Regions from separate parts of the Homo sapiens genome. Here all the other regions are linked to region 1. A link is an interaction called in ENCODE POLR2A ChIA-PET data of the cell type or tissue named here. Cell type or tissue: K562. All regions are shown on one strand. Each heading gives the region's core, and the rest is flanking DNA. Links, peaks and the distances in the headings are about the cores only. Region 1 overlaps LOC124904342 (a long non-coding RNA gene). Region 2 has its middle 15 kb from the start of SLC16A1-AS1. Region 3 overlaps LINC01356 (long intergenic non-protein coding RNA 1356).

Region 1 (11,267 bases), core at 3,505-8,504:
TGGTTTTGGAGTGACTCTTAAGAATATTAGCTAAACAATTAAATACTCCTTTTTGATCAGCTTCTCCTTTTTGTCTTCCCAATGTATTGGTCTTTTTTTGGTAAATGAACGGATGAAACTAACACTTCACCAAATGGTTCATATATACCGGCTTTTCACGTAAGATGGATTTGAATATCAAAGTCCTTAGTCTTTCTACTCTAATACCACAGTCCCCTCCATAGGGAAAAGATGCCGTACTAGTAGCAGATAAACTTTTTTCCCCTCAATAACTAATGATTCTATAAGAGAAGAAATAAAACTAGTAAATAATCTTGGCTAAAGTCCTTTATCCCTAGCAATGTATTTAAATGCAAATGGAAAGGTTGATGAAATATCTATTTTCCCTACTACATCATGACAGTTTAAATGATAAATTATTACCTATTGGTGGCTGAGTAAATTGGTATAACATTTTGGGAAGGCAATATTGTAAGATGTATCAAGCACGAGGAACTCGTTTTTCCTAAAAATTTCAGATTTTGAAATTTTTCTAAGAAAGTTTTTGCCTGTCTTTGAAATTGTCAATTTCTTTGAAAAATTCTTACGTTGGGTATCAGTGTTTTTTTTTGTTTTTTGTTTTTGTTTTTGTTTTGTTTTGTTTTGTTTTGTTTTGTTTGGAGACAGGGTCTCACTCTGTTGCCCAGGCTGGAATGAGGTGGCACTATCAGTCACTGCTCACTGCAGCCTCAACCTTTCAGGGTCAAGCAATCCACCCACTTCAGCCTCCCAAGTAGCTGGGATTAACTATAACTTTTTTGTGTGTGTGAGATGGTGTCTTGCTCTGTCACCCAGGCTGGAGTGCAGTGGCGCAATCTCAGCTCTCTGCCTCCCGGGTTCAAGCAATTGTCCTTTCTCAGCCTCCTGAGTACCTGGGATTACAGGCACATGCCACCACACCCAGCTAATTTTGTATTTTTTTAGTAGAGAAAGGATTTCACCATGTTGGCCAGGCTGATCTCGAACTCCTGACCTCATAACTATAACTTTTATAGAGACTGGATCTTACTGTGTTGCTTAGGCTGGTCTCCAACTCTTGAATTCAAGCAATCCTCCTGCCTGGGCCTCCCAAAGTGTTGGGATTGCAGACATGAGCCACTGCACCTGGCCTTAATAAGTAGTTAGATGGATATGGTTATGAAGTCCCTTTGATACAAAAACGGCATAATATTAAGTGAAAAAACACAAACTAGGCCTGATGTGGTGGCTCACGCCTGTAATTCCAGCTCTTTGGGAGGCCAAGGCAGGCAGATCACCTGAGGTCAGGAGTTCCAGACCAGCCTGACCAACATGGAGAAACCCTGTCTCTATAAAAATACAAAATTAGCCGGGTGTGGTGGTGCATGCCTGTAATCCCAGCTACTCAGAGGGCTGGGGCAGGAGAATCGCTTGAACCCGGGAGGTGGAGGTTGTGGTAAGCCAAGATCATGCCATTGCACTCCAGCCTGGGCAACAAGAGTGAAACTCTGTCTCAAAAAAAAAAAAAAACCTAGTATGATATGTGTAGATATATATGCCTAATACATACATACACAAGCACAGGGAAAAAGAAAATGCACATATATACCAATCATAATTTTGTTAGTGTGGTAAAATTAGGTGACTGTTTTCTATGTTTTTTCCATATTCAGAATTTTCTTAATACGATGGTTACTTTTATACTAAAAGAAAACAACATACCATATACTACTGGTTTACAGAAAGAAAAAACTATGCATGTGATCTAGAAGAGTTCTAGCAAGAGACACTTGATTCCTAAGAAAATCAAGCTAATTGTTATAAGCACATTACTTTTTCTGCTTCTCCAAGAGTTGCATTCTGGTGAAAGAGAGGTGAGTGTGACATGGAACTCAAGAGCACAATAGTCTTGCATCACTATTTTGCTGGTGCTGGACCAAAGCTGTGAAGTGTAGAGTCCACAGGCCACCAGTGCTGGCCACCTGTGCCTTCTTCTTGCAGGCAGTGCTCTTGGAGACAGCATTCCTGTGGTTCCTTTCTAATCATCATTCAGCTGCAAGTATTTACCTCAGGAAGCCAGAGTGTTCAGCTCTCAGCCGCTCACCCACATCACAGTGTTGTGTTGTTCTTGAGCGTTATCTTATTGAGATCAGCATCAGAAAAAAGAAAATACAAGGCCAGCCATGGTGGCTCTTGTCTGTAATCCCAGCACTTTGGGAGGCCAAGGCGGGCGGATCACCCGAGATCGGGAGTTCGAGACCAGCCTGACCAACATTCAGAAACCCCATCTCTACTAAAAATACAAAATTAGTCAGGCATGGTGGCGCATGCCTATAATCCCAGCTACTAGGGAGGCTGAGGCAGGAGAATCGCTTGAACCCAGGAGGCAGAGGTTGTGGTGAGATCACGCCATTCCACTCCAGCCTGGGCAACAAGAGTGAAACTCCATCGCAAAAAAAAAAAAAGAAAAGAAAAAGAAAAAATATAGTGATAGACAAAAAGAGGTGGAATTTGCTTGTCCACGTGGCTATCGTTTGTTCATTCACCAACAGATATTTATTGGACACTTAGTATATCCCAGGCATTGTTCCAGACTTTGAGAATCCAGCAGTGAATAAAACAAATGATATGTTTTCACAAGTATCTTACATTCTAGTAGGGAAAAATAGATGATGAACAGTAAGTTATTAAGAAAACAGTAGTTTTCAGAATAGAGCAATGGATATAAAATCAGCCTTCATTCATTCACCCTAACTATTTTTTGTAGCATGTATGTTTTGTGCCTGGCTCCATTAGCTGGATAGAGGGCATAATGCAGTGAACAAAATATAGTTCCTAGCACCCACAGCTTCTAGTGTAGTGGGGAAGATATGTAGTAACTTCTGTGGTGTGGTAACACATGGCAAAACCTAATCCAATCTTGGGAGAGCATAAAAAATCAAAAATTATGTTTTTGAGCAAGTTAATCTATCTGATCTTTGATAAACATGATAAAATTATTTTGAGGATTACATGTGAAAGTACACAGCACACCATTGAGCACATAGTAACATTAATATATTAAGTGCATAGTCATTGTAAAAATCTGAATCTCCTTGAACATTCTGCAATGCAGTGTAGCAAGTATCAGTTAGGTCATCAACCAGAACAACAATGAATAAAGAACAGCTAGTGATTGTATAGCTCATCCAATTTTACAAAGGCCTTTCAAATATATTCTATCATCTGATCCTGCAAAATCCTAGGGAAGTGAGTATAATTAAAGATACTGACTCTTTATCTGGGCCTTCATCTTGGCGGGTTATCCTCCCCTGCTGTCAGGGAGCACAAAGCGGGACTGCAGACAGCTTAACTGCTAGAGCTGAAGGTTGTGCTGGATGGAAGCTTTGGAATCATACAAGAATGCAAGAGACCAAATCCTGGGTGAACCTGAGGGGGAATAATGGCTAAACCAATCCCTGAGTTCTGCACCAAAATGTGTAAAATGGTTCCTGTCCCCACAAATTTACAATCTGATTCTGTCCCTTGGCTTCAAAATGCATAATGTGATGTTTTTTTCACTTGTGGATTTCCTTTCCTAATATGCTTTACTGATTCCAGAATTAAAACTTTGCATTTCCTGAGCTTACTCTGGCCAGATCCCAAGAGGAAGTGGCCAGAAGCCATTAAGAGGGCCAGGAGGGGAACTGGACCGGGATTAAAAGTCACCTGGTGTGCTGACAATCTGTATGTGCGTAATTGTCAACAGAAGGTTTAAATGGTTATAGTCTTTGTGATTTATCTTTCTTTTCCTTTCTCAACACCCTTTTTTGTCTCCCGCTTCTAACCACCTTGAGGCCAAAAAAGAAAAAAAAAAAAGGCCTGGGTACTTTGGTCAGGCTCTATTTGTATATGCTTTTTAGAATGGGTGTTGTACAAACTTGATATCAATGCTTTTCGCTTTAAATTTCAAGTACTATCTCAGTTCTTACATGCTAAGAATGAGTAACCAGGCCTGCAGTAGGTTTTCTGAGCTAGGTACTTTGATGGGGCTCTCCCTGTGCACTAGCCCCTCCTTCCCACCCTTTCCTACCCCCGACATGCCACAGTTGCCAAATCCTGTAGATTCAGCTAGCTTACTGTTTCTCCTTTCCATCCCCTCCTCTTCGTTTTTCTTGCTATTGGCTTAGTTTCCAACAGCTTCCCTCTTTTCTCACTCACCACTTCGGATCGAGCCTCAACAGTGCTGCCAAAATAATTTTTCTAGAAGGGCCAAATTTCTCCATGTTTTGTTTTGTTTTAACAACAATTTAAAAAAAGCCTATACCTCTTTTATAACTACAAACAAAAGCAATAAAGATAAAAATAATACAACTCAATCTAATCATGTCTTTTTTTTCTGCTTAAAATACTGTAGTTTGAGGATAAAGTCCAAACTCCTTGGCTTCTGGCCTCACAGAGCTCTCCGTGATTTCCTTCCTCTGTGAAGGAAACTCCTGAAGTTTCCTTCAGCCTTATCTCTTACCACTCCTCAGCCCACACCCTGCTCTCCAGGCCAACTGCATTTCTTAGGGCTGACCTGTACCTGAAAGCCCCGCCCTTCTTTTCCCTCTGCACCAACACCTTATCCTCCGAAATTTGGAAGCCTTACCTGATCCCACAATTTCATTTCAATTGCCCTCTTGACTGAAGTGCAGTTACAATGCAAGTCTTTCAAATCTCAGGTCTCAAATCTCAGGCCACTTACTAGCTCTGGGTCCTTAGGAAAGTTACTTAATCTCTAGGCCTTGGTTTCCAGATCTGTAAAATGGAACTAATAATAGAACTTAACTTACAGGGTCGCCATGATGATTAAATCTATAAAACCCTTAGCATAGTGCCTGACATGGAATAAATGCTCACTGTGTATTAATTTTGCTTACTCTTTCACAGATACCACTATTAAAGAATAGTTTTCAAAATGATAAAAGCATAACTCACACAGAGAATGAACATACATTTATTTAAATCATGAATTAAGGAGGAAACTAGTAGGATTTTATAACTGTTTAAAATGGAATTTTACTTATAAAACTGCCTTTGCCAAATTATGACTGAGACAGCCAAAGAGATCTAACTTAACAGACTCCATCTTGCTTCTAACCTCCAAGCTGTCCTTGTTCATTCCTGGGTATAGGCCGAACTAACTTTGGGAGAAGCTTAGTTTATAGTTTAAACAAAGACAGCTCTTTCCCAAAGCAGACCTCCTTTTTGCCTGGGGACTAGATTGCCTTTGTAGGACTAACATTAGCCACAAGATTAGAAATTGTGGTTTAGGAGTCATGCAGCTGGAGGCTACAAGATTCTGACCCTTCCTAAACTGCTCCTAAGATCAGTGCTTGAGATATTTTGCAGACTCGGCACTTGATGGATCATCTGGCACCACCCAATTGAAAAACTGGCTCAACTGATCTTGTAGCCCCCACCCAGGAAGTGACTCAGTGCAAGAAGACAGCTCCGACTCCCTACGATTTCATCTCTGACAAATCAGCACTCCTGGCTCACTGGCTTTCCCCCACCCACCAAGTTATCGTTAAAAATTCTGCTCCCTGAATACTTGGGGAGACTGATTTGAGTAATAATAAAACTCTGGTCTCCAACACAGCTGGCTCTGTGTAAATTACTCTTTCTCTATTGCAATTCCTCTGTCTTGATGAATGCTCTGTCTAGGCAGAGGGCAAGGTGAACCCCTTGGGCGGTTTGTTCTGTACTGGACAAAATGTATTTAGTTGCATTGCCATGAACAGAGTTGTTTGCATCCTGCATCCAGCTCTAGACAGAAAACATCTACACCATCATCAGGCCTCCCCATTAACCTTCATTTCTACAGAGTTATAAAACAGTCCAGCACTTTTGTAGGGTAGAATTGTAACACACATCATTCCATTGAAAGACACCCAGTCATTACTTGCCCATTTAAAAGTCTTTCACAATTTTTCCTAGCACTGCAGTGCATTGTACATGTTAGTTTGCTCTTCTAAATCCCTACGAAACTGTGAACTTCTTGAGATGAGAGGGAACCACACACAAAGTATGCCATGTGATTTTAGGGCCTGGGGAAGCTTCTGCAGGAAGTGGCATTTCAACCAGGTAGAGAAAAATAGTGCTGCATTTCTCCTGGAGAAAAGCATCCAGAGAAAGCTATGTAGGAACCATGGTAGAACTGACAGCCAAGCATTGTTAAACACAGACTGTGTGCCAGGCCCTGGGCTAGGTTAAGATAAAAAGCTGAATAAAGCCTGGTCTGTATTTTTAAGAAGCTTTAAATCTGTTGGTGGCATGAAAAGGAAATCAGTGCTTACAACATAGCATGATGAGGACCCTAAAAGTCCACAGGCCAAATTTCGGAGACTGAAGTGAACAAAGGCAGAGTGTTTCCCAAGCCCAAGTCTGATGAAGGGCAGAAAACAGAGGAGATCCCAGTGGGCCTGTGGGCTACTGAATAGGAAAAGCAAATTATTTTTCTCTATACTCACACTGAACATAGAACACTCCTGTGATCAAATGTGTAGGGATTTTTCTCCACATCAAGCAATTCTCCAATTTTCTGCAGACACCGAGAGTCTTACAACTAAACTCAATTCTGATACTATCTACCTAGGTATAGTGTCAGATCACACAGATTAAGGACTCAGTTCCAGGCCAGGCGTGGTGGCTCACGCCTGTAATCCAATCACTTTGGAAGGCCAAGGTGGGTGGATCATCTGAGCTCAGGAGTTCCAGACCAGCCTGGGCAACATGGTGAAACCCCATCTCTACTAAAAATACAAAAAATTAGCCGGGCATGGTGGCGCACGCCTGTAATCTCAAATACTTGGGAGGCTGAGGCAGGAGAGTTGCTTGAACCCAGGAGGTGGAGGTTGCAGTGAGCCAAGATTGCGCCACTCCACTCAAGCCTAGGTGACAAAGTGAGACCCTGTCTCAAAAAAAAAAAAAAAAAGACTCAGTTCCACACGTTCACACTCCAACTGCAAATAGTAGACCTTCATGTTACTCACAACTTCTGTCCAACTTAGCTACAAATTAGAGGTTTTACAAATTAGACCCTTTCTTGGGTTCAATCACTTGCTAGAGTGGCTCACAGAATTAAGGGAAATGCTTTACTTACATTTACCCATTTATTGTAAAGGTGTAAAATAAAATGTATGGGAAGCCATTGTTTTGGACTGAGCTCCTGCACTAGGCCCCAACAAAACAAATTAAAATGGAGTCACTTATGCTAAGTGTCATGCAATCAAGTTGAAACTTTAAGGAAGCAAGAAAATTCCCCATTAGACCAATTTTTCCTAAAAACAGAAGATTCATAGCAACCAGTCTGAAGAGGCCCAGTCAACCTGAACCAGCATGTTAAGGAAGTCTCCTCCTTTAACCCTTACAAGGAAAGTAACCTGAAGTAACCTGATGTTAACAATCTGCTTTTGGTATTATTGTTTCCTCACTCCTGCTCTAGCTATCTTATAAAAACCAACTGTTAGGCTGGGCATGGTGGCTCACACCTGTAATCCCAGCATTTTAGGAAGCCGAGGCGGGCAGATCATGAGGTCAAGAGATTGAGAGACCATCCTGGCCAACATGGTGAAACCCCATCTCTACTAAAAATACAAAAATTAGCTGGGCATGGTGGCACGTGCCTGTAGTCCCAGCTACTCAGGAGGCTGAGGCAGGAGAATCACTTGAACCCGGGAGGTGGAGGTTGCAGTGAGCCAAGATCATACCACTAACACTCCAGCCTGGTGACAGAGCAAGACTCCATCTCAAAAAAAAAAAAAAAAAAAACAAAAACAAAAACTGGTTTGCCATCCTAGCAGAGCACTTACCTATTTTTAGATGAGATGCTGTTTGATTTATGAATTGCTAATAAAAACCAACTCGATCTTTAGACTAAATTTATTGAAATTTTCTAACAGTTCTGGTGAACATGAAAGGACTTGAAGAAGGCTGATGACCCTGAGGCCACTGAAGGATGCAGATAAGGTGCTCCTTACTCCTTTAGAGTCCCCTGACTTCCTCACAGTGCTCCCAATGTCATGAGTAAGTTCCTACCAGGGCCAACTCTTTGTATTTGAGCTCCTGATTATTTTGGCTTTTGGGTGCCAAAGGTTGTGTTGTAGCAGAGTAAATGATCTTTGGGACTTTTGGTGATTGTTGCATCGCTACCAAAGAATCACACTTTTAAAGATAACTGACAGTGATTGCAGCAAATGGCAGTTACTGCAGGGGGTGTTAGACACTATTTTTCAGAAATTCACAGGGATTTGGGTTATCTCCTCTTTGTTTCTTTTTCTTGCACACTAAGGTAGGGAAAGATCATTGGCTATGTTGGCTAAGGAATCTTGGTGCCAAACCACAACTTAATTGACAGGTATGGGAAGGGCACCCAAAAGCTGTTAGATCACCTATCACCTAAATATGTAACTACTGAAAGGATAAGCTGGCCAGGCATTGTGGCTCACATCTGTAATCCCAGCACTTCGGGAGGGTGATGTGGGTGAATCACCTGAGGTCAGGAGTTGGGGACCAGCCTGACCAACATGGAGAAACCCCGTCCCTACTAAAAATACAAAATTAGCTGGGTGTGGTGGCGCATGCCTGTAATCCCAGCTACTTGGGAGGCTGAGGCAGGAGAATCCCTTGAACCCAGGAGGCAGACGTTGTGGTGAGCCGAGATCGCGCCATTGCACTCCGTCCTGGGCAACAAGAGCAAAACTCAGTCTCAAAAAAAAAAAAAGAAAGAAAGAAAGAAAGAAAGAAAAAGAAAGGATAAGGTTTAGTTTGACGCTAGGTTACCCATGAGCCTTAAGAAAATTTCCTTGCAAAAAGAAACACTGAAAACATCACACGACCCAACCTCTTGACATTTCCCTCTTAGGCTTTTATCTCAGCTCTCATATTGAGAAAATAGGCATCTCATCTGAGAAACCCAATATGCTAAACAACTTAGGACTCCACCTTCCAGTATGCCTGCGTTTTACTTTTTATTTTTATTTATTTATTTTTTTGAGAGGAGTCTTGCTCTGTCACTCAGGCTGGAGTGTAATGGCACAATCTCAGCTCACGGCAACCTCCGCCTCCTGGGTTCAAGCGATTCTCCTGCCTCAGCCTCCCGAGTAGCTGGGATTATAGGAATTCGCCACCATGCCCAGCTAATTTTGTATTTTTAGTAGAGACGGGGTTTCTCCATGTTGGTCAGGCTTGTCTTGAACTTTCGACCTCAGGTGATCTGCCTGCCTCAGCCTCCCAAAGTGCTGGGATTACAGGCTTGAGCCACCACACCCGTGCCTGCCTTTTTATGTACAAAAATTTTCATCTTGGAAGCTGTAAATTCTAACAAAAATGGTGATTTTTTTTTTCAGAGTCTCATTCTGTCACCCAAGCTGGAGTGCAGTAGCATGATAATGGCTCACTGCAGCCTTGACTTCCAAGACTTAAGTGATTCCTTCCACCTCAGCCTTTTGAGTAGCTAGGACCACAAGTGCACATCACCACACCTGGCTAATTTAAAAACATTTTTGTAGAGATGGAGTCCCACTGCATTGCTCGGGCTGGTCTCGAATTCCTGGGCTCAAGCAATCCTCCTGCCTCAGCCTCCCAGAGTGCTGGGATTATAGGCATGAACAACTGTGCCTGGCCAAAAAGTGGTGAAATTTTATCAAAGACAATTTAGAATTACAGGGGACATTATAGAGAACATTCCAGATGGACAAGATTATCCATCTAAGAAGCACATTTGAAAGTAAGGGCTCTCAAATTAGACAAACAGATGAGATGCCTATTTTCGATACACAGAAGCCTCTAACCAGATTTTAGGTTTCAAAAAATTGCTTCTCTAAAGGTCTCCTTTAAAAAGGCAAATGAAAAGCTTTAAGCAACAAACTGATAAGAAAAATCGAATCTGCTAACCTGTTTACTTAGTGACCATCCCACCCTGATGGTTTAAAAGAAAGCCAGAAAAACTGTTTATAAAAGTTAAGCCCTCAAGTCAGTCAAGTTTGCTTCTTTAACCACCTTTATGCCCTAGTCAAATTATTAAGCTCAGAGCTATGTATGCTGAGCCCAGACACAGAAAATGCTTTGTCTGCCTTATTTGTCAATGAGCTCCACCCTGAACTCAATAATCTGGTTAAAAGCAAAAGCTAAATTGGAAAGTTCCTAACTAAATTAGTAAACTCAACACTTCAGGATCTTTGTTAAGAAGCTTGGTTTTGGCCGGGAGGATGGAGTTCAGCGGGCAGCGGAGCTGTCTCAGTCTTTGCCGCCGCGCCGGCGAGCGCCGCCCGGGAGGCAGCGGCTGGAGGAGCGGACGGGCCCCGCGGGGCCCGAGGGCAAGGAGCAGCCGCCTGCCTTGGCCTCCCAAAGTGCCGAGATTGCAGCCTCTGCCCGGCTGCCACCCCGTCTGGGAAGTGAGGAGTGTCTCTGCCTGGCCGCCCATCGTCTGGGATGTGAGGAGCCCCTCTGCCTGGCTGCCCAGTCTGGAAAGTGAGGAGCGTCTCCGCCCGGCCGCCATCCCATCTAGGAAGTGAGGAGCGCCTCTTCCCAGCCGCCATCACATCTAGGAAGTGAGGAGCGTCTCTGCCCGGCCGCCCATCGTCTGAGATGTGGGGAGCGCCTCTGCCCCGCCGCCCCATCTGGGATGTGAGGAGCGCCTCTGCCCGGCCGAGACCCCGTCTGGGAGGTGAGGAGCGTCTCTGCCCGGCCGCCCCGTCTGAGAAGTGAGGAGACCCTCTGCCTGGCAACCACCCCGTCTGAGAAGTGAGGAGCCCCTCCGCCCGGCAGCTGCCCCGTCTGAGAAGTGAGGAGCCTCTCCGCCCGGCAGCCACCCCATCTGGGAAGTGAGGAGCGTCTCCGCCCGGCAGCCACCCCGTCCGGGAGGGAGGTGGGGGGGGTCAGCCCCCCGCCCGGCCAGCCGCCCCATCCGGGAGGGAGGTAGGGGGTCAGCCCCCCCGCCCGGCCAGCCGTGCCATCCGGGAGGGAGGTGGGGGGGTCAGCCCCCCGCCTGGCCAGCCGCCCCGTCCGGGAGGTGAGGGGCGCCTCTGCCCGGCCGCCCCTACTGGGAAGTGAGGAGCCCCTCAGCCCGGCCAGCCACCCCGTCCGGGAGGGAGGTGGGGGGGTCAGCCCCCCGCCTGGCCAGCCGCCCCGTCCGGGAGGGAGGTGGGGGGGTCAGCCCCCCGCCTGGCCAGCCGCCCCGTCCGGGAGGGAGGTGGGGGGGTCAGCCCTCCGCCCGGCCAGCCGCCCCGTCAGGGAGGTGAGGGGCG
Region 2 (5,224 bases), core at 1-5,000, 68 kb before region 1:
CCAAGTAGCTAGGACAACAGAAGTGTGCCACCATGCCCTGCTAATTTTTAATTTTTTTGTAGAGACAGGGTCTTGCCACTTTGCCCAGGTTGGTCTCAAACTCCTTGGCTCAAGAGATTTCCTGCCTTGTGAATCACTGAGCAGACCCCAGCATGCATTCTTCTAATTTTTTTTAATTTATTTTTTCTTATTTTTTAAGTTTAAAGGAATGTTAAATTCCAGAGATTCTTTTTTTTTTTTTTTTTTTTTTTTTTGGAGATGGAGTCTTACTCTGTTGCCCAGGCTGGAATGCAGTGGCGAGATCTCGGCTCACTGCAATCTCTGCCTCCCGGGTTCAAGACATTCTCCTGCCTCAGCCTCCTGAGTAGCTGGGATTACAGGTACCCACCACCTGGCCCAGCTAATTTTTGTATTTTAGTAGATATGGGGTTTCATCACGTTGGCCAGGCTGGTCTTGAACTCCTGCCTCAGCCAGCATGCATTCTTAATAGTAGACAATACATTAGGAGTTTGGAATGCCTGAATGTTTATCTATTAAAAAAATTTTTTTTTGAGACAGGGTCTTGCTCTATCACCCAGGCTGGAGTGCAGTGGCATGATCATAGCTCATTGCAGCCTCAACCTCCTGAGATCAAGCAATCTTCCCATCTGGGCCTCCCAAAGCTGATACTACATGTGTGCCACCACATGCAGCTAATTGTTTTTTTTTTTCTTTTAAAGAAACGGGGTCTGGCTATGTTGGCCAGACTAGTCTCAAACTCCAAGGCTCAAGCAATCATCCTGCCTTGGCCTCCCAAAGCGCTGGGACTACAGGCATGAGCCACTGCTCCTGGTTGAAATGCTTTAATTTTAAAGTACAAAGATTGCATACATTTTTGCTTGAGGTTCTTAGTGCTTCAAGAGATCCACCAAAATCCTAGAGGAATCCTTTCCATGAATTGGTAAAGCTTGTGAATATGTAATGTTAAAAAAACATCAGAGATGTAGGTATTCCAGAGAAGGTAGAGCAAGATAAAGATTTTAACTTACAAGCCAATGATTTTTTTTTTTTTTTTCCTAAGAGACAGTCTCGCTCTGTCACCCAGGCTGGAGTGCAGTGGCACCATCTCAGCTCACTGCGATCTCTGCCTCCTGGGTTCAAGCGATTCTCCTGCCTTAGCCTCCTGAGTAGCTGGGACTATAGGCGTGCACCAGAACGCCCAGCTAATTTTTGTATTTTTAGTAAGGATGGGGTTTTACTATGTTGGCCAGGCTGGTTTTGAACTCCTGACCTCAGATGGATCCGCCTGCCTTGGCCTCCCAGAGTGCTGGGATTACAGGCATGAGCCACCGTGCCCAGCTGCCACTGATTTTTCCAAAATAATTATGCATCCCTGGGAAGGAAATAGGAAATGAAACGTTTTGTATATAATTTGGATTTGTAGGTGGCCTTTGTAAGTAATTTATTAGAAGGTAAACAATAATTATGTAGAAAGAACCTGGTTGGTAAATATAATAATTATGAAACCTTATTAATTTTTTTTTTTTTTGAGACGGGGTCTCACTATGTCGCTCAGGCTGGAGTGCAGAGGTGTGATCTCGGCTCACTGCAAGCTCTGGTTCCCAGGTTCACGCCATTCTCCTGCCTCAGCCTCCTGAGTAGCTGGGACTACAGGCGCCTGCCACCACGCCTGGCGAATTTTTTTTTGTATTTTTAGTAGAGACGAGGTTTCACCATGTTAGCCAGCATGGTCTCGATCTCTTGACCTCGTGATCCACCCGCCTTGGCCTCCCAAAGTGTTGGGATTACAGGCATGAGCCACTGCGCCCAGCAGAAACCTTACTAATTTACATTAATTAGCAGGAAAGCTGAATTAAAAAGAGGTCTGAATCATAGAATTACTAAAACTGCTCCCCCTTAATCTACCTGCCTCTCCTCCATCTCCATGTTATTCTGCACACAGTTTATCAAGTGGAAGGAAGAAGTGCTTTTTATTTTTTTAATTTGTTTATTTTTTTGAGATGGAGTCTCGCTCTGTCACCCAGGCTAGAGTGCAGTGGCACGATCTCGGCTCACTGCAACCTCTGCCTCCCTGGTTCAAACGATTCTCCTGCCTCAGCCCCCCAAGTAGCTGGGACTACAGGCACACTACCACATCGGGCTAATTTTTTTGTATTTTTAGTAGAGATTGCGTTTCACCATGTTGGCCATGCTTGTCTCGAACTCCTGACCTCAAGTGACCCGCCCACCTCAGCCTCTCAAAGAGCTGGGATTATAGGTGTGAGCCACCACGCCTGGCCAAGAAGTGCTTTATATGAAGAAGAAACAGCCTGTACAAAGGTTCAGCGCTGGGACTATGAAACAGTTCTGCATTTTCCTGCCTCATCATCCTCCTCATCCCCATCCTTTCCTATAACGTCAAGATTTTGAACAAAATAAATGAATCAAAATAATCTAGCACTTAAGAACAGAAGCTAGGAATTAAGTAGACCTAGATTTAAATATCAGTTTTATAGTATTTATAAACTACAAATTACCCAATTTTGACTAAGCATAATTTAGTGATATCCCTATAAGTTCTGGCAGATGGAATAAGATTGCCCTAGGTTCTTGGTGAAGGCCTTTGTTTAGAAGCATGGTTGCAGTGACTGAGAATTCCCCCACTAACTCCTGTAGTCCAGACTTCCCTCATTCCACTGGATTCTGTTAAATGGTCTTGGTAGCCTGAATTATGCACTCCCACGTTATGGTTAAAGCATACTTGGGCTGTGTTTCATTCATGATATGGTCTTCCCTGGGTTGATCAAATGAGTAACTGGTGAAACAAATGAAATACATATGATAGAGTTAGAAAGCTCCCAGGTTGACTATCTTTGAATTGGAAACAGGAGCAAAACCCCATTATCTAGCCCATCTGAGCCTAATGGGAACATGAGATGAAGGCCATACCTAATCCTCTGCTTGGATGGCTACACTGATATGTTACCCATTTGCAATGTATGGTTTTGTGCTTCTCACTGACCTCTTGTGTGGCATGTAACATCTCCAGATTCTAGCTCCTGCTGTGACTATAGTAAGTGTACATGTGACAAGGTAATGAGCTATGTGTGCAGGGGGAAATGGGGTAGTGGTGAAAACAATGGCTGCAAGCAGAATGGTGTATTCTGAGCTTGTTGAGTTACTATCCTTTTGGTTTTGGGGTAACTGAGTAGACTAGCTGTCCTAGTAGGTAGCATAGAACAAAGAGTGTTCCTTGGCCAGGCGCAGTGGCTCACACTTGTAATCCCAGCACACTGGGAGGCCGAGGCAGGCAGATAACCTGAGTTCAGGTGTTCGAGACCAGCCTGGCCAACATGGTGAAACCTCGTCTCTACTAAAAATATAAAAATTAGCCAGGCGTGTTGGCAGGCACCTATAATCCCAGTTACTGGGGAGGCTGAGGCAGGAGAATTACTTGAACCTGGGAGGCAGAGGTTGCAGTGAACCAAGATCCCAAGATTGCGCCATTGCACTCCAGCCTGGTGACAAGAGTGAGACTTCGTCTCAAAAAACAAAAAAAGGAACAGAGTATTCCTACAAGATTTCCAGTTTCTTTCTTGCTATTAAATTAGTGGTGGTAAACAGTAAGAGGTATATGTATATCTCTAAGACTGTAAAGAGGACTCTCCCAAAGCAGTATAAAACTAAAGGCCTCAGACTGAGGCCATGAATTTAAGACACTAGGGAAAAAAGAACTTGTCCATTTAGCGGTGCAGTGTGGGGCTGAAGGCTGTTTAGTGCAAAAGATGAAGTGAGCCATTTCAGCCACTGTGGCCACGGTGACAAAAATGGAACCATGGGTCTTGGATAGGGGGAAATTATGAAGTTGTACGGAAATCCACCAGGTCTCTCTTTTTTTTTTATTTTATTATTATTATACTTTAAGTTTTAGGGTACATGTGCACAATGTGCAGGTTGGTTACATATGTATACATGTGCCATGCTGGTGTGCTGCACCCATTAACTCGTCATTTAGCATTAGGTATATCTCCCAAAGCTATCCCTCCCCCCTCCCCCCCAACCAGGTCTCTTAAACTCAAATCCTCATCTGCCAAAAGTAACAACGAAAGGACTGTCTCCATACAGGGATGGGACTGCCAAAATGACCCTCATTCTGATATTCAACTCTTCCTTGGGGATCTTTCATAAATCCCCCTTGGCACCGGGAAGAAGCGTTCTGCTTTCTACTTTTTTTTTTTTTTTTTTTTTGCGACAGAGTCTTACTCTGTCGTTGGACTGCAGTGACGCGATCTCAACTCACTGCAACCTCTGCCTCTGGGGTTCAAGCGATTCTCCTGCCTCAGCCTCCCAAGTAGCTGCGATTACAGATGCCTGCCACCATGCCCGACTAATTTTTGTATTTTTTTTTTTTTTTTTAGCAGAGATGGGGTTTCACCATGTTGGCCAGGCTAGTCTCAAACTCTTGATCTCAAGTGATCCACCGAACTCAGCCTTCTGGGATTACAGGCGTGAGCCACCACGGCCAGCTCTACCTATCTCTTTGTTTTTGAGATGGGGAATTTCACTCTTGTTGCCCAGGATGGAGTGCAATGGCACGATCTGGGCTCACCACAACCTCCGCCTTCTGGGTTCAAGTGATTCTCCTGCCTCAGCCTCCCAAGTAGCTGGGATTACAGGCCTGTGCCACCACGCCTGGCTAATTTTGTATTTTTAGTAGAGACGCGGTTTCTCCATGTTGGTCAGGCTGGTCTCGAACTCCAGACCTCAGGTGATCCGCCCGCCTCGGCCTCCCAAAGTACTGGGATTACAGGCGTGAACCACCGCGCCTGGCTGGCTCTACCTATTTCTTAAATACTGCAGCAGAGACTATGCTGAAATAGACTGGTCTGCTGGCTGCCATGTTTTGTTTGCCCCACCCCACATCTGCCTGCCTAGTCCTTTTTTTCCTTTTTTTTTTTTTGAGACAGAGTGTCGCTCTGTCGCCCAGGCTGGAGTGTAGTGGCGCGATCTTGGCTCACTGCAAGCTCCGCCTCCCAGGTTCACGCCATTCTCCTGCCTCAAGCCTCCAGAGTAGCTGCGACTACAGGCGCCCGCCACCACGCCCAGCTAATTTTTTCTATTTTTTAGTAAAGACGGGGTTTCACCGTGTTAGCCAGGATGGCCTCAATCTCCTGACCTCGTGTTCTGCCCACCGCGGCCTCCCAAAGTGCTGGGATTACAGGCGTGAGCCACCGCGCCCAGGCG
Region 3 (5,000 bases), core at 1-5,000, 81 kb after region 1:
CCCACCCCTTCTCTCCATGTCTCTACCCTGTCTTTTCTCTGGACTTGCCTCCTTCACTATAGGCAACCTTCCACCCTCCATTCCTCCTTCTTCTCCCTTAGCCTGTGTTCTCAAGAACTTAAAACCTCTTCAACTCACACCTGACCTAAAACCTAAATGCATTATTTTCTTCTGCCATGCCACTTGACCCCAGTACAAACTCCACAGTGGTTCCAAATAGCCAGCAAATGGCACTTTTGATTTTTCCATCCTACAAGATCTAAATAATTCTTGTTGTAAAATGGGCAAATGGTCTGAGGTGCCTGACGTCCAGGCATTCTTTTACATATCGGTCCCTCCCTAGTCTCTGTTCTCAATGCAACTTGTCCCAAATCTTGCTTCTTTCCCTCCCGCCTTGTCCCCTCAGTCCCAACCCCAAGCATCGCTGAGTCTTTCCAATCTTCCTTTTCTACAGACCCATCTGACCTCTCCCCTCCTCCCCAGGCTGCTCCTCACCAGGCCGAGCTAGGTCCCAATTTTTCCTCAGCCTCCGGTCCCCCACCCTATAATCCTTTTATCACCTCCCCTCCTTACACCTGGTCTGGCTTACAGTTTCCAGTTTCGTTCTGTGACTAGCCCTCCCCAACCTGCCCAGCAATTTCCTCTTAAAAAGGTGGCTGTAGCTAAAGGCATAGTGAAGGTTAATCCTCCTTTTTCTTTATCCGATCTCTCCCAAATCAGTTAATGTTTAGGCTCTTTTTCATCAAATATAAAAACCCAGCCTAGTTCGTGGCCCGTTTGGCAGCAACCCTGAGATGCTTTACAGCCCTAGACCCTGAAAAGTCAGAAGGCCATCTTATTCTCAATATGCATTTTATTTTATCACCCAATCTGCTCCCGACATTAAATAAAGCTCCAAAAATTAAATTCTGGCCCTCAAGCCCCACAACAGGACTTAGTTAACCTTGCCTTCAAGGTGTACAATAATAGAGTAGAGGCAGCCAAGTAGCAATGTATTTCTGAGTTGCAATTCTTTGCCTCCACTGTGAGACAAACCCCAGCCACATCTCCAGCACACAAGAAATCCAAACACCTGGATGAGGTTCTGGATGAACCGCAGCTGCCAGGGGTTCATCCAGAACCTCCTTCCCCAGGAGCTTGCTATGAGTGCTAGAAATCTGGCCACTGGGCCAAGGAATTCCTGCAGCCTGGGATTCCTCCTAAGCCATGTCCCATCTGTGCAGGATCCCACTGAAAATTGGACTGTTCAATTTACCTGGCAGCCACTCTCAGAGCCCCTGGAACTCTGGCTCAAGGCTCTCTTACTCCTTCCCAGATCTTCTCAGCTTAGCGGCTGAAGACTGATGCTGCCAGATGACTTTGGAAGCCCCCTGGACCATCACAGATGCCCAGCTTTGGATAACTCTTACAGTGGAGGGTAAGTCCGTCCTCTTCTTAATCAATACAGAGGCTACCCAACTCCACATTACCTTCTTTCAAGGGCCTGTTTCCCTTGACTCCATAACTGTTGTGGGTATTGATGGCCAGGTTTCTTTTTTTTTTTTTTTTTTTTTTTTGAGATGGAGTCTGGCTCTGTCGCCCAGGCTGGAATGCAGTGGTGCAATCTCGGCTCGCTGCAAGCTCCACCTCCGGGGTTCACGCCATTCTCCTGCCTCAGCCTCCCGAGTAGCTGGGACTACAGGCCCCCGCCACTACGCCCAGCTAATTTTTTATATTTTTAGTAGAGACGGGGTTTCACCGTGTTAGCCAGGATGGTCTCAATCTCCTGACCTCGTGATCCACCCGCCTCGGCCTCCCAAAGTGCTGGGATTACAGGCATGAGCCACCGTGCCCGGCCGATGGCCAGGTTTCTAAACCTCTTAAAACTCCCCAACTCTGGTGCCAACTTGGACAATATTCTTTTATGCACTCCTTTTTAGTTATCCTCACCTGCCCAGCTCCCTTATTAGGTCGAGACATTTTAACTAAATTATCTGCTTCCCTGACTATTCCTAGGCCACAGCCACACCTCATTGCTGCCCTTTTCCCCAGTTCAAAGCCTCCTTCACATCCTCCCCTTGTATCTCCCCACCTCAATCCACAGGTATGGGACACCTCTACTCCCTCCTTGGCAACTGATCATGCACCCCTTACCATCCCATTGAAACCTAATCACCCTTACCCCACTCAATGCCAATATCCCATCCCACAGCACGTGTTAAAAGGATTAAAGCCTGTTATCACTCACCTGTTACAGCACGGCCTTTTAAAGCCTGTAAACTCTCCTTACAATTTCCCCATTTTACCTGTCCTAAAACTGGACAAGCCTTACAGTTTAGTTCAGGATCTGAGTCTTATCAACCAAAACCAAATTGTTTTGCCTATCCACCCCGTGGTGCCAAACCCATATACTCTCCTATCCTCAATACCTCCCTCTACAACCCATTATTCTGTTCTAGATAAACCTAGCTGACCCCATAGATCCTATATCCTTTCCCTACTTTCCTTTCCATTCCTTAAAAAACAGCTCCCACACTAGCTCTCCCTAACTCATCACTCCCTTTTCATTACACACAACCGAAGTGCAGGGCTGTGTGGTTGAAATTCTTACACAAGAGCCAGACCGTGCCCTGTAGCCTTTCTGTCCAGACAACTTGACCTTACTGTTTTAGGCTGGCCATCGTGTCTGCATGCAGCGGCTGCCACTGCTTTAATACTTTTAGAGGCCCTAAAAATCACAAACTATGCTCAATTCACTCTCTACAGTTCTCATAACTTCCAAAATCGATTTTCTTCCTCACACCTGATGCATATACTTTCTGCCCCCACCCCACTACCTCTCAGCAAGCCAAACTCATTACCTTAACTCGAGCCCTCACTCTTGCAAAAGGACTACGCGTCAATATTTATACTGACTCTAAATATGCCTTCCATATACTGCACCACCATGCTGTTATATGGGTTGAAAGAAATTTCCTCACTACACAAGGGTCCTCCATCATTAATGCCTCTTTAATAAAAACTCTTCTCAAAGCTGCTCTACTTCCAAAGGAAGCTGGAGTCATTCACTGCAAGGGCCATCAAAAGGCATCAGATCCCCTCACTGAGGACAATTCTTATGCTGATAAGGTAGCTAAAAAAACAGCTAGTGTTCCAACTTCTATCCCTCAGGGCAGTTTTTCTCCTTCTCATCTGGCCACTCCCACCTACTCCCCCACTAAAACTTCCACCTGTCAATCTCTTCCCACACAAGGCAAATGGTTCTCAGACCAAGGGAAATATCTCCTTCCAGCCTCACAGGCCCATTCTATTCTGTCATCATTTCATAACCTCTTCCATGTAGGTTACAAGCCACTAGCCCACCCCTTAGAACCTCTCATTTCCTTTCCATTGTGGAAATCTATCTTCAAGGAAATCACTTCTCAGTGTTCCAGCTGCTATTCTACTACTCCTCAGGGATTGTTCAGGCCCCCTCCCTTCCCTACACATGAAGCTCGGGCCCCCGTCCAGAACTGGCAAATTGACTTTACTCATATGCCCCGAGTCAGGAAACTAAAATACCTCTTGGTCTGGGTAGACACTTTCACTGGATGGGTGGAGGCCTTTCCCACAGGGTATGAGAAAGCCACTGTGGTCATTTCTTCCCTTCTGTCAGACATAATTCCTCGTTTGGCTTTTCCACCTCTATACAGTCCGATAACGGACAGGCCTTTATTAGTCAAATCACCCAAGCAGTTTCTCAGGCTCTTGGTGTTCAGTGAACTAACGGTCTTTTTAAAACACACTTCACCAAGCTCAGCCACCAACTTAAAAAGGACTGGATACTTTTACCACTTTCCCTTCTCAGAATTCGGGCTTGTCCTCAAAATGTTACAGGGTACAGCCCATTTGAGCTCCTGTATAGATGCTCCTTTTATTAGGCCCCAGTCTCATTCCAGACATCAGACCAACTTGGACTGCACCCCAAAAACTTGTCATCCCTACTGTCTTCTGTCTAGTCATACTCCTATTCACCATTATCAACTACTCATAAATGCCCTGCTCTTCTTTACACTGCCGGTTTACACTGTTTCTCCAAGCCATCACAGCTGATATCTCCTGGTGCTATCCCCAAACCGCCACTCTTAACTCTTAAAGTAAATAAATAATCTTTGCTGGCAGGGCTATGCTGAACCCCCTTGAGCACTCTCTAATTGGATGTCCTAGGTCCTCCCAATTCTTAGTCATTTAATACCTGTTTTTCTCCTTCTCTTATTTGGACCTTGTGTCTTCTGTTTAGTTTCTCAATTCATAACAAAACTGTATCCAGGCCATCACCAATCATTCTATATGACAACTGTTTCTTCTCACAACCCCACAATATCACCCCTTACCACAAAATCTTCCTTCAGCTTAATCTCTCCCACTCTAGGTTCCCATGCCACCCCTAATCCCGCTAGAAGCAACCCTGAGAAACATCATCCATTATCTTTCCATACCACCCCCCGAAAAATTTTTACCATCCCAACACTTTACCACTATTTTGTTTTATTTTTCTTATTAATATAAGAAGACAGGAATATCAGGTCTCTGAGCCCAAGCTAAGCCATCATATCCCCTGTGACCTGCATGTATGCATCCAGATGGCCTGAAGTAACTGAAGAATCACAAAAGAAGTGAAAATGGCGCGTGCCTGCCTTAACTGATGACATTACCTTGTGAAATTCCTTCTCCTGGCTCATCCTGGCTCAAAAGCTCCCCCACTGAGCACCTTGTGACCCCCACTCCTGCCTAACAGAGAACAATCCCCTTTGACTGTAATTTCCCACTACCTACCCAAATCCTATAAAACGGCCCCACCCCTATCTCCATTCACTGACTCTTTTTGGACTCAGCCCACCTGCACCCAGGTGAAATAAACAGCCTTGTTGCTCACACAGAACCTGTTTGGTGGTCTCTTCACACGGCGAGTGAAATTTAGTATTGTACCAATGGTAAATTGACAAATGTACCACGTTTATATAAGATTAACAGCAGAGGAG

The links. ChIA-PET counts read pairs that join two places held together with the same protein. Peaks named below come from ENCODE experiments on the same cell type or tissue, not always from the same donor. Only the 100,000 strongest peaks of a DNase experiment are listed, where the experiment ranks them.
Region 2: POLR2A ChIA-PET joins it to region 1 with 7 read pairs; 4 of 35 experiments call an interaction of 5 or more read pairs at or near these places.
Region 3: POLR2A ChIA-PET joins it to region 1 with 5 read pairs; 6 of 35 experiments call an interaction of 5 or more read pairs at or near these places.

What each region holds. Positions count from the first base shown.
Region 1 is chr1:112,898,389-112,909,655 of GRCh38, reverse strand. All of the region lies in intron 1 of LOC124904342 (a long non-coding RNA gene), which reads right to left. Among named protein-coding and RNA genes, the nearest start is that of MIR11399, 22 kb to the right of the region's middle. RefSeq lists enhancers at 2,933-3,492, 5,295-5,589, 5,496-6,427, 6,428-7,361. In K562, for the core only: no CTCF peak of the experiment used is centred there; DNase peaks (open chromatin) are centred at 4,515 and 5,448.
Region 2 is chr1:112,968,691-112,973,914 of GRCh38, reverse strand. No RefSeq gene overlaps it. Among named protein-coding and RNA genes, the nearest start is that of SLC16A1-AS1, 15 kb to the right of the region's middle. RefSeq lists an enhancer at 4,385-4,885. In K562, for the core only: no CTCF peak of the experiment used is centred there; no DNase peak of the experiment used is centred there.
Region 3 is chr1:112,820,070-112,825,069 of GRCh38, reverse strand. It overlaps LINC01356 (long intergenic non-protein coding RNA 1356), which reads left to right. Exons shown (of 7, transcript NR_103746.1): 6 at 1,316-1,417; 7 at 4,529-4,901. Among named protein-coding and RNA genes, the nearest start is that of LINC01357, 27 kb to the left of the region's middle. RefSeq lists an enhancer at 3,230-3,959. In K562, for the core only: no CTCF peak of the experiment used is centred there; no DNase peak of the experiment used is centred there.